Linked DNA regions of Mus musculus: region 1 is linked to region 2. A link is a contact called in ENCODE Hi-C or POLR2A ChIA-PET data. All regions are on one chromosome and are shown on one strand. Each heading gives the region's core, a stretch centred on a gene start or an enhancer-like site at or near the end of the contact. The rest is flanking DNA. Distances are from core to core; before and after follow the strand shown.

The links. Hi-C counts contacts between places; a loop is a spot of excess contacts on that map. ChIA-PET counts read pairs that join two places held with the same protein, here RNA polymerase II (POLR2A).
Region 1: POLR2A ChIA-PET joins it to region 2 with 63 read pairs in Patski. The contact joins the promoter of 5730596B20Rik here to the promoter of Skap2 in region 2. A Hi-C loop is called at or near these places in 4 of 37 maps with a recorded cell type or tissue (adrenal gland, heart and left cerebral cortex). POLR2A ChIA-PET finds 5 or more read pairs at or near these places in 2 of 5 experiments (Patski and embryonic stem cell).

Annotation. Positions count from the first base shown.
Region 1 is chr6:52,173,769-52,179,516 of GRCm38, reverse strand. It overlaps 5730596B20Rik (RIKEN cDNA 5730596B20 gene), which reads right to left and starts at 2,362. Exons shown (of 1, transcript NR_163848.1): 1 at 1-2,362. All of the region lies in intron 3 of Hoxa3 (homeobox A3), which reads left to right. LOC115490409 (a long non-coding RNA gene) reads right to left here and starts at 4,338. Exons shown (of 2, transcript NR_168044.1): 1 at 4,222-4,338. It overlaps Gm15050 (predicted gene 15050), which reads right to left. Exons shown (of 2, transcript NR_152256.1): 2 at 5,458-5,748.
Region 2 is chr6:52,009,353-52,015,283 of GRCm38, reverse strand. It overlaps Skap2 (src family associated phosphoprotein 2), which reads left to right and starts at 2,735. Exons shown (of 13, transcript NM_018773.2): 1 at 2,735-2,949. The coding sequence starts at 2,883.

The DNA of each region.
Region 1 (5,748 bases), core at 1,113-3,612, 160 kb before region 2:
GTTAGGAGAGGTGGCCAGCAAGAAGCTAGAAGGGCCAGACCTTATGACAAAGGTGTGGGCCAGTAGCTGAGAAAGGGGGTCTCTCTCCATTTGGCCAGTGTTTGCTGAGCAGGGTGAAGGGTTAGGGCTGACCTGAGCAGCCTGAGCAAATGTAAGAGGAAAATCAATGAGGAGAATGTGCAGACACACTGCCATTTTACTGATGATGCTTCCAGCCACTTTGTTCAGTGCTGGGTTGGGGGGGGGGGGAGGCAGAGTTCCCAATGCCGGACCCAGTGAGTCCAACCTGGAGGGCATGCCATTGTTTCCAGAGCAATAGCTGCCTGGGAGGGATGGAGAGAGAGAAGCCTGGGGTGCTGGGGAGCATGCCAGCTGCCCGGAGGTCTGGTCGGTGTGATTTGCAGAAGGGGGTCTGGGGCTTAGTTTGAGCTCCCACCAGTGTTTTTGGGTTGGGTGCTTTCTGTACACCCTAAGCCAGCCTGGAGAGTTAAAGAACTGGCCTATGTGCCCAAGATTGGAGGGAATTCTGTAGCTGTAGTCCTTAGCAAGCAGAGACAACATTTCTCTGGCTTTATATCCCCTGAAAGGGAGCTATTGCCTGTATGGAGGGAGATTAGTTAAACTGCTCCGCTCCAAAATATTGGCCAGGCTGGGGCTAATTGGGCTTTGGGGACCTTCTGCTCCTGGGAAGAGTGAAAGTCTTTGGAAAGGTGAAAGAAATTAGTCTTTACTTTGCTCCTTGAAGCAGATAAAGAGATCCCTGTGAGGAGTTAGGAATCAAATTTGCCTTCTTTAGTTAAAAAAAAATATTCATATTCCTTTATTTAAAAAATTCAAACCAGGCTTCTCCGACTTGAGTGAGATTTACTTCCCCAGGCAGGGTGGATTCTGCCCTCCCTCGTGCAGACCTCGGTGGTAACTGTGCTTAACTGAGGCTGTTTGAGTGCTCTAAAACACCCCTTGGAAATAAAATGTAAGCTTTAATTGCTGTTCAATTACTTGTCAGCATTTCATATGATTTATGACCCAGTTCTGGTGCATTTTTGACCCAGTTAAAGACTCATAAATAATATAGTTTCACTAGAAAGAAGGAGAAATGGAGTAAAGGTTTGTTAGAGGCATCTTTTTATTGTGGCTTCAGTGCCGACAAGAGAATAAATATCTAACAACAGACTCTCCAGCCTGGTTCTGTATAAAAAGCATGCACAGTAAGAAGCCAATAACTGCTTTCATAGAGCACAGTTGGCTTTTTCTCTCCCCTCCCAGGAAAGAGCTAAAGCCACCCAGGTTATGGCCAAACGATTAGCTATTAGAAAGACTGGTCCCCTGGACTCTCAAAGTTCCATCCTCATCTTCATAGGCCAGCATATTTCCTCAATACCTTCCCTCCCCATCTTTGGATTTTAACGATACTTCTTGCCAAAAGTTACTCCTCACCTTCCTCCCTGGCTTGCACAGAGAGTCTTGGAGCGGTGAGCCCCCTCAGAGATGGGCAGGACACCCCTTGAATGGCAGAAAGGTTCCATCAGGCACCCCGTTGCTACAAGTACTCTTCTGTGCCTTAGAAAACGCTTCTTCTGGTCACTCTGGAAATCACGGGACTTAGAAAAGATGGGGAAGCCCACGGATGCTGAGCAAAGAAAAGCTTGGTGGTTTGGGAGAGGCTGTGGAACTGCGGGATTCGCCTGGAAAGCGGCAGTGAGCAATTTCTAGAAATGGATATCAAATAGCAGCGAATCTTCGATCACAACCCAGTAACAAGCCAACAAAACCTTGCTATTATAAATTATTAATTTTAACAATCTCGCCTATGCTTGCTTCAAAGCCAGCCTTTTGGATTTCAGATGAGCCGCGGGTACCCGCAATCTATGTGCCAGGACGCCAGACCCGCTTATTGAAATCAGAGCTCTATTTTGCCGGCTGGGACCCACCGCCCAGAGCCACCTAGGTGCTAGTCGAGGGCGCACGGAGCTGAGCTCTCCCGCGGCTCCTGCACTTCCTTCGGTCCGGCCTGGTCTTGGCACTCGGGCTGCTTGATTTGGTGGTGCAAGAAAGGTATGCGTTGCATACGCCCTAGCCCTTTGCTCCAACGCTCTCAGCCCCCTTGGCTCAGACAGTCCACTCCTAGGTCTGGTTCTCACGGCCTTCCCTGCAGCTGGCTTAGCTGAGAAGGCGGTGAGAGTCGCGTCAGCAGTTTGGAGGAGAAAGTGCGGGTTGATTATTGACCCACGCCTTCTTTCTTCAAATGCCACATCCGACCCTGAGGGTTTGAAGAGAAAAAGCGGCCGAGCGGATTTTGCGGCCGGCTCTCACCTCCTACACGTCCCGGGCTCTTCCCTTTCAAGTTGCGCCGCTGCAATCTGCCATAAGGAGCAAGTGTTTGCTGTTTTGTGCTCTGTTTACAGCTTTGGGGAGCCGAGTCATAAATCTTGCCCAGCCATAAATGACAAAAACCATTGGTATGCATGAGGCCACCCTGGCCCGGAGTGCTTTTTTGATTTCTCCCTTTCCCCCCTGGCTTTGTTTTTGCTCTAAGGTGACACTTTGGCTCCCTGACAGTTTAAACATACTACTTATATTTTTAACACCTTCCTTTGAGAGGGACCCTCGTTGACGCCTCGGAATTGCACGAAAGCTCCTTTTCTCTCTTCTCCGCCCCCCCCCCCCCCCGTGCTTTGGAGGAGTTTGTTTCTGAAGCTGGGAAGCTGAACGGGGCATTGGGAACGACCCCATCCTCTTTAACGTTGTGGCATATTACCAAGCAAATGTAGGCTTTTCCTCAACCAAGCAAAAGGAAGGCCATTCAACTAATTAGAGGGTGAAATATCCCGGATGTCCATTTGTGTTGGTTCCTTAGCTATCTTCCTCATGGACTACCTGCTTCCGTGCCCGCCGGTACTGTGCAATGGGTACACAAGAGGTGGAGACTTAAGTTTCTGAATATCTTTGTGTGTGCCTGAGCCCACAAAGGTTCATTTTACTGTAGGGACAGTTGTCCATCTCCCTGGGATACTTCCTTCCGTTAAGCCTAGAAATTTAACCAAAGGCAGTTGAATTGCATTTGGGAGGTGTCTGGAAATAGGCCCTACACCACAGGGACTGGCTTTAGGGTGTCTGTATTGGGAGCGGCAGGTGAAGAAAACTGCCCAAAGTCAGGGCAACTCATTTCTTCTTCTCTTCTTTCCCCACCCCCCACCCCATGAAAATGTCCATGGCAGGGAATTGCGTGGTTTCTCAGACAGATTCTTAAAAAATAGAACCCCACAAGAGAGCCCCTTTGTGAAAGCCGTTTGTCCTCATTAGCATAATTTTCCTGGACTTTAGTGACGCCTAGGAAGGAGAGGGAGGGCGTGGGGTGGGGGAGGCCGCCCTCCTCCCGCTGCCGCGGAGCTCGCTCTGCTCCTGTTCCTCCCCTCGCCTCAGCCCCATCCCCCCACGCCGGCGCTTCCCTAGCCGCTCTGCTCTCCCCTCCCGCCCGCCCCGGCACCCCTTACCGCACCCCCCGACCGACCCCTGCTCGGCGCAGTATTCATAAGAAACATACCCAAGTCGGTGCCACTAGCCCCGCGGAGCCCGGCCGCGCCAGCGCTTATCTGGGGCCGCGGCCGCGGGTAGGGCGGGGGCGGGCGTGGGGGAGGGGAGGGGAGGGGAGGGGGTCCAGCCGCCCCAGTCCGCCGGGGGCCAGCCGCCGGAGCAGCCAGCGGTCCGGCTCTCCGCCGAGTCCCGGCCTTGGGGTCTCCCGCCCGCACGCCCGCACGCCCGCACGCCCGCACGCCCGCCCGCACGCCGGCTCGGCGGATGCTGAGGGTCGGTGGCATCCCGCGCCGAGGGGACCCGGGGCCGCAGCCTGAGCCCGAGCCCGCGGCGGCCGTCAGAAGTTAAGGTAAGCGGGGCCACTACCGGCCGCTCTCAGCGTTGAATGGTGGAGTGTATGTCTCAGTGATTTATGGCTGCAGACTTAAATCTCGGTTCAAGAAGAGTTCACAAGCCGGAGCTTCCTCGCCGGCAGTGACTGATACCCTCACACTTCAGTTCAGGCCGCGCTCCCATCCCCGCCCCCACTCTCCCCTCTTCCCTAGCCCAGCATCAACTTTTCTGGGTTGGTGAGAGATAGAGAGAGGAGTGGAGTGGGAACCGGGGCTTCTATCTCGACGTCCCCTTTCAAACTCGGGTGAGGGGAGGAGAGGGAGCAGAGACTGAAGGTGTCGAATTTGGGCATACCTTGTGGTGTAGAGACAACAGGGCTTCTTGCATCCTGTTCTCAGTTCAGCCTCCTCAACTCGCTTCAGCTCTTGCACCTGGAGGTTATTGTCCAGGAACAGAGCGTCGGGAAGGAATCTCCCTCCACCCTCAGCCCTTGCTTAGGGGGACAAAGCAAAGTTTCCTGGCTGGCAAATCTCCAACTTATTTACTAGATTGAAACTTTGGGGGCTGGAGGGGGCGGGTTGTGTGGACTCCAAGGTGATTGCGGACCTCAAACAATGGGATCTCTGAGCTGAATTCATATTTTAAGTTTGTGGACGCTGCCCTAGGCACTTTGATTTTTAAAGATATTTTTTGTTATTTTTACAAGACCATGTACAGTACAATGGAAAAAGGCTTAAGCAAGCTGTATGCTGGTATAGCCTGTGCTAATGGCTCAGAAAGTCACTAGAAATACCGCATGCTCAAAATCAACTTCATTTTGTTTACCTAATATTTTGCTGTTCAAATGTCTAGAGTAATTTTCTTAACCCGACGTTTACCTTAATTAAGCTTGGTACCTCAAAAATTTATAATGACAGACATTAATGCTGCCAAATGTAATGGGAACTGTTTTCAGTGTAAGAACTAGAAAAGTAGACATTAAGTTGTAATTCACTCTTAAATTTTATTTTACCCTTTATTTACTTTTCATGCTGTTATCTGTAACTTCCTAGATATTTCCAAAAGGGAAACAACACTCAGGCTTCATGACCATACACAATAATTCTGGATAAGTGTTGCTGTAATTTTTATTGAGGTTCTGGAAAGTTAATTGTGCCTGTTTTCCAGATGTTGATCAGATTGTTGGTTTAATGATGAAATCTAAGGGGGTTCATTATTAAGAACAAAATTGTAATCGCCCATTGGTGGATGCTTGATACACACACACACACACACACACACACACACACACACACACACACATATTCCTGGTTGACAGCTGGTACTTCTAGAAAAGTTGGATAACTCTGGGATTGAATGGCCATAGTTAGGGCTTTGAAATGTTAAACATTATCTACATAGATTTATTGTTATAGCTTTTTTAATGGTCAGAGGGACTAGCATTCTGAATGTGTGTCTGGGTGTGAACATGTAAGACTTCCAAGGAACTTTTCTTGCTGAGAATTAGAAATTTACCATGCAGAAGTTGAAAACCAGGAGAACACAGATTTCATTTCTATAAAGTATTTTTTAAATAAGAGACTTTTAGGGTTTTTTAAAAAGATGTTTTTCTTTACTTAGTATTTCTGAAGCAGGAAAATGGACCAAATAACAAATATGACCAACAAAAGTATACAAAGATCAGGGAAGTCTGGCAGGAGTTTATGGTTTGTGCTTCCATGCCTCCTCTGGAGCCAAATGACCCCCATACATCAAATTACATAGCAGTTTCTAAGACAGAACCTATTATCGTTAAGTTGGAAGGAGAGTTCAAGCCGTGGTCATGGAGATGAACGCCGGTTTTTCAGGTTCCTGGTGGGTTGTTTTTTTTCTCTAATCCAT
Region 2 (5,931 bases), core at 1,486-3,985:
AAAAAAGACAGAAGAATAAAAATAAATGTAGTCAGTTCTTTCTGAAGGCAACAAAGTATTGAAACATTTAGAGCCTCTTAATAAAACATGTGAGAAGACAGAACATTCTGTAGGACAAGACTAAAGGAAGGGATAATCCTTCCTAACACAGACTGCCTATGCAATAGTTTCTTATTTAGAAAAGTGGATTAGCTTGTAGTTTATTAACAGTTCTTAATTCTTTCAAGTCGGAAGAATGAAATTCATTTTTAACTCCACAAGAGAGAATTCTAATTTTCAGCACTCTTTTTTTTTTCTAATAACTTATCACATTGCTCATCTGGGTAGGGACTTTGGATTCCATTTTGATTAAACAGACACTTTGGAGATGTCTTTTTTGTTATCATTATGCATGTTTTACTTATTAAGCTTTTGTTTTTGCTGTTTTGTAAGATATAGGTACCTATAGATTTCAATTTTCCTTTTTAAAATCAATGTTTTATATCATCTCTTTGAGAATGACATAAATGTCATAGTACAATCTGAAAAACACAGGTATGTACTCACTTGGTACTGCTAACTGTACATGCTAAGCACATGCTCTGATGCTCTGTGCTGTCCCCCAGCCCTGACACTTTTTGATGAAATATTAATAGAACTATTTTATTCTAGTTGAAGATGACACTTATTACAAATTTTACTTTGTTAAGAGTTAGGAAACAGTAGTAATATAGTTCTCAAAACCAAAATTAAATTAAATGCTGTTTTCCATTTAATCCGAATTTCTTTGGTAGGACTTTAGGCTCCACATTTTAGTAGCTTCTCTCTGTGATTCTAAGGCCGACTAAAGTATAAAGAACATTGGTCTAAAGAAAGCTGGAGGGGAAAAAAAAGCTGGGATAGTGGCACATGCCTTTAATCTCAGCACTCATTGAGGTAAAAGCAGGTGGTGCTCTGTGAGTTCAAGGACAGCCTGGTCTAGTGAGTTCTAAGACAGAGAGACCCTGTCTTGAAAACAAAACAATAAATAGATAAATGGAGAAGAAGAGGAAGAGGAAGAGGGGGAGAGGGAGAAGAACAAGAAGAAGAAGGAGGAGGAGAAAGCTGCAGGGTACATGTGTTGGCATTTAGTCTAGGCTCCGCCTCACAGTTAGCTGGCAACAGTCAGGTGTGCCTGACTCACTATAAAAGGGGCTGCTTGCCCCCCTTCTCTCTCCCTCTCTCTCTTGCTCCCTTCTCTTCTATTGCTCCTGCTCCTTACCCTCTCTCTCCATGCCCCTCCCTGTGCTCTCCACATGCTTATTGCCTGCCTCTCCTCCCCTCCCCTCCCCTCCCCTCTCCTCTCCTCTCCTCTCCTCTCCTCTCCTCTCCTCTCCTTTCCTCTCCTGTCTTCTCCCCTCCTCTCCCCCTCTCTCTGCTTTTCTCTGTCTCCACTCAATTCCCCTCCCCATGCCCAAAATATTCTATACTATACTTTCCTGTGCTGGTATCTCAGCATGTCTCACAGAGACACCCCCTTCCCCCACACCATACTGTGCCTCCTACAAACATACTCCTGATTGGAGCTTTGACACAACATTCTGAGCACAACTTAGGAGAAATAAGAACAAACAAACCACTGTTTGTTTCTACCAATGTAGGTAGGTGATATTCAGATGTCATTTTGAAAATGATGTGCCTGGCAAAGGAAAGTGGAAGGTGCAACTTGATGTGTATCATTAGCCACCTTTCCAAGCATATTTTTAACTAAATACACACTTTACATTCAAAATGTTTTCCCTTGTCAGTTCCTCTCTGAAGACTCGTATCATCCTCTTTTGTATTTAAGTAGCTCTGGTAGCGTCATCTACATGACAAATATGTCTACACAGTAGGTTTTAATGGATTGTAAAGGTTGATGGCACTTGAATGTAATTATCATTTCTACACACACACACACACACACACACCACCCATTTTAAAGACTAAAGGACCCAGAACTTTTTGGATTTTAAGTGTAAACGTGTAATATTGAAAGACTCAACCTTTGCTGACTAGATTGAAGTAAATTTTATATTTTCCCTGTTCTAACCACTATTTGCAATTAAAAAATACTTAGAGCGGGCAACGGTACAGGTGGCTTTCTGGCACATTTCAGGTGCCTGACCCTAAAAGGATATTATCTAGAACTAATTCCGTCAGAGCGAGAGAAATCAACCACACCAAGAATAAGTAGGAAAGTAATGTCAGCGCCAATCAGAACGCTCCGCCGTTTTAGGACTAAGACTCTCAGGAAGGATTGGCGGAAAATGGGACTCCGTTACCTTCATCTAGTGGGACAAAGAAAGCCATGCTAGTTGGGGGGTAATGGTAGAAACTTCTTGGTGGGTTACCAGACGGGGGTTTAAACCTTGGTGGAAAAGACCAGTATTTAGATGACCCCTTAAAGGGAAAGTGCGTAAGCCTTGCGGAGGCTTTATTTTCCGGAATCCTGGAGAAAGAGAGGTGTGGCTGACATACCAGTAACGAAAATGGCGCGGACGAGCTTCAAGGGCCGGTCAGGTGACACAGCTCCAATTCGCTCCCTTCCTTCGGAGGCCTCGCCTCCTGCTCGCTTCCGCGTATGGGCGTGGCCTTCCCGGCTGTGTGTGGGCGTGGTCTACCCGGAGGCGCTTTCTTCGGACAGTCAGAAAGCAAGGTCTACGCAAGCGCAGTCAGGTTTTAAGGCCGGTCTCCCCGCCCCTTCACCCATAGCCCCGCCCAATTCTCCCGGGCGGGGAGGGGGCAGGGCCCGGCGTCCAGCGACCGCTGGCTGGAGAGCTAGTGACTTCCTTGTTGGCAGTCTCGGACGGGCCGTGTCCGGAGTCGTAGCCTCTCGGTGCTTACTCGGACCGCTATTGCGAGTCTAGGTCCAAGCCATTATCATGCCCAACCCCAGCTGTACCTCTTCTCCCGGCCCTCTCCCTGAGGAAATTAGGAACCTGTTGGCAGGTAAAGAGCGGGAAGGGGGCGGTGACGCTAGGGGCGGGGGCGCGGGGACGGCGAGCCGACAGGGACAGAAGCGCTTAGCCCTCACCCTATGCGGACGGTGGGGGGCGGGCCGTATAGGGGGACTGGGATGTCGGGACTAGAAGGGAGTGGGCGTGTATGCTGAAATGTGCTGATCCTCCCTGGACAGCCGGACAGTTATGCGTTTCATGAAGACCGGAATGTGAGGGCGGGAGATGGACAGCAAATGTTGATGAATGCATGTTTGAGAACTGCGAAAGCAGAAGTCCAAGCACTAGGTCCTGCCTGGGTGGCCTGGCCAGTAAGGATGCAGGTGCATCTGCAGGGCCGCAGGTGTTGGGAGTTAGGAGGCCAAAAGGCACTATTTCCAACCCCACCCCCATTTTCTTGAACAGTCAGGCCAAACATGTTTATAGTTTTGAAGGGTGCCCGATTTTCAAATAGCCACTATTTCTAAAGCCTCAGTAACTATTAAAAGTGAAAAAGGAAGGCTGTGTTAAAACTCCTACTTCCTGTATCATGTGATCAAGGAACTTCATCTTTGCAACCTCATCTTCCCCTTTTTGGTTTTACATTCCCATTTATAGGAACTTACTTGTAGGAGTTGAAATGCGGTTCCTCAGTTCCTCAGTTAGGTCAGTAATGTCTGGAGGTGTGTAGTTCCACTAAGCATCAAGAAAAGCTCGATAGTTCTGCACAAAATAAAAAATACATCTTTTTAGAGTATCACAAGTCTCACCTATCCTGATGGTCTTAGATACCACCATATACTTTGTCTTGTAGATGCTAACATCTGGAAATGGAATAATTTTAGTTTGGTTGTCTCTAAAACATTCCTTTCAATATAGATCATGGATTAAAAAGTTTCGCTTAGATGCCTGTGCTGTTAACTGTGTGTTTTAATCGTTAAAAACAATGTCCTCTAAAAGGTACATTTGAACTAGTAAGTTACAGTTGCAACAGTATGAGACCAAGCATCATAGAATACCTTGTTAAGCTGTTGGGTTGTTTGCATTATGTGTGGATGGAGACTTGTGTTTGTATGAACATGATGCAGGGTGAGGGTGTGCTATGTCACTCTGAGAAATGCTTCTCATCATTCATGGATAGCACTAAGAGAAATGATGAAAGAACTGTCGATGCTGATTTAAGGAAATGTTTTAGTTTCTTATATGAGAGCTTAGAGGAGTACCAGTTTGGTCTCATTACAGTTAACATTTTATGGGGTGGCGGGAGGGGCAATGCAGGAATTGCATGTTTAGAAAAATATCTTAATAATTAGATCAGAAAAATGTTTTGTTCCAGAAATGTCATCGTTTTTAGGTTGTCCATATTTGTAATTAAAAAAAATAACAACCCGGTTTTGCTTCTAAAGCTTGGACCCACAGTCACTCTTCCAACATCCTATGTTGTATGACTACAACAGCCGTCACCCACTGACCCTCACAGATTACAGACTGTTTTCGCTCTCTCCTGTATCCTGTAAAGAGAGCAGGATTATACATTTACCTGCTAATCCTAACTTCCTGTGTAGTTCTGCCATCTTTTAAATTAGAGGTTGGACTAGCATAATGTTTGAAATTAGTTTTTTCTAAAATACATGAGGGATTAGAAACAAATATCAAAATAATAACTTTGCAGATTACAAGTTAGCTTTACATTTTATTCTTAGGAGATGTTTTTAGCTCGTGGGTGTGATCTATGGTAAAGGAATAGAGGAAAGTGAGCTAGTCTTCATGGCTTAAAACAACGTTAAACAAGCTTTCAAAGAAAGTTGTTAAGATTTTTTGTGTAATTAACATCCTTAGAGGCTCTCAGTAGTCACTTGTCCCTTGAATCTTCTGGGGAGGCAGGATGACGGCAAGTCCATCACTCAGGTGTTCTTGGGAGAAAGTGCATGGTACAATTTAGAAGTATAAAGTTATAACAAAGTGATTGCATTGACTTGGATTTTAGAGGTATTGCTGTCATAGCTCTATGGTATATAGATATAAAGATAGTGCGTTCTTTTTTAAATTGAAGAAGAGATATGGATCCTGGTAGCTGTAAGCAGTCAAGGCTCTTAAAATGCATGGCACAGTGTGAATTAGTTAGAAACCAACCTTTACAGGAGTTTCAAGTCCTTTGCTTTTACAAGAAAGAAAATAATCTCACTTTATGTTTCCTATGCTCGTCATGTAAATCATCAGATGCCACACAAGTGTTTGCTGAGATAGGTGCTCAAATTTATGGTTTTTTGTAATCATGATTTTTCTTTGTCATTGTTTGGCTTTTTGATTACAGTAGCTTTTCACTACCATTTCAATATTTGTCCTCTTTTCATGCCTTTCCTTTAAAAAAGTAACTGAATGGAAATGCAAAAATAAAGTTACTACTCCCAACTCTTAGTTAGTAATATCCTTGAAAGAATGACAGTATAATAGTTTGAACAGTTATATTTTTTATGGAATCAATGTACTAAAAATTAAATGCCTTTATTTTTTTAAAAAATAAATGTTAAATTATTCCTTTTTAGTACAGTTTATATAAAATTTTGTTGAATCAACCTTTGACACCCCCCACTCTCAAACAATGAAAGAACAGGTTTATCCTGGATAATTCAAACCAAAGGATAGCCCCAAGCCTTGGCCATTTAATCTTACCTTATACCCAAATATTTTGACTAGAACTAATAGCAAGCATGGCCTTGATTTATGTGGGCGCTCCTCTGGCAGGCAGAAGGTGAACAGCCCTGGGAGTGCTGCCTGCTGCCTGCAGCGCTTGCTGGTCTAATCACCCTGGAAGGACGGGGCTGCTAGGAGTTCGCAATCAGATATTTGCACTCATTTTCATCCATTCATATCATATCAACAGATTTTAAGCGGGAAGTGTTACCTTTTTAATAAATTAGAAAATGAAACCACTGTTAGAAGAAAATAACCGTTGGGGCACTGAAAAATTAAAACCAAATTGAACAAGCCATAA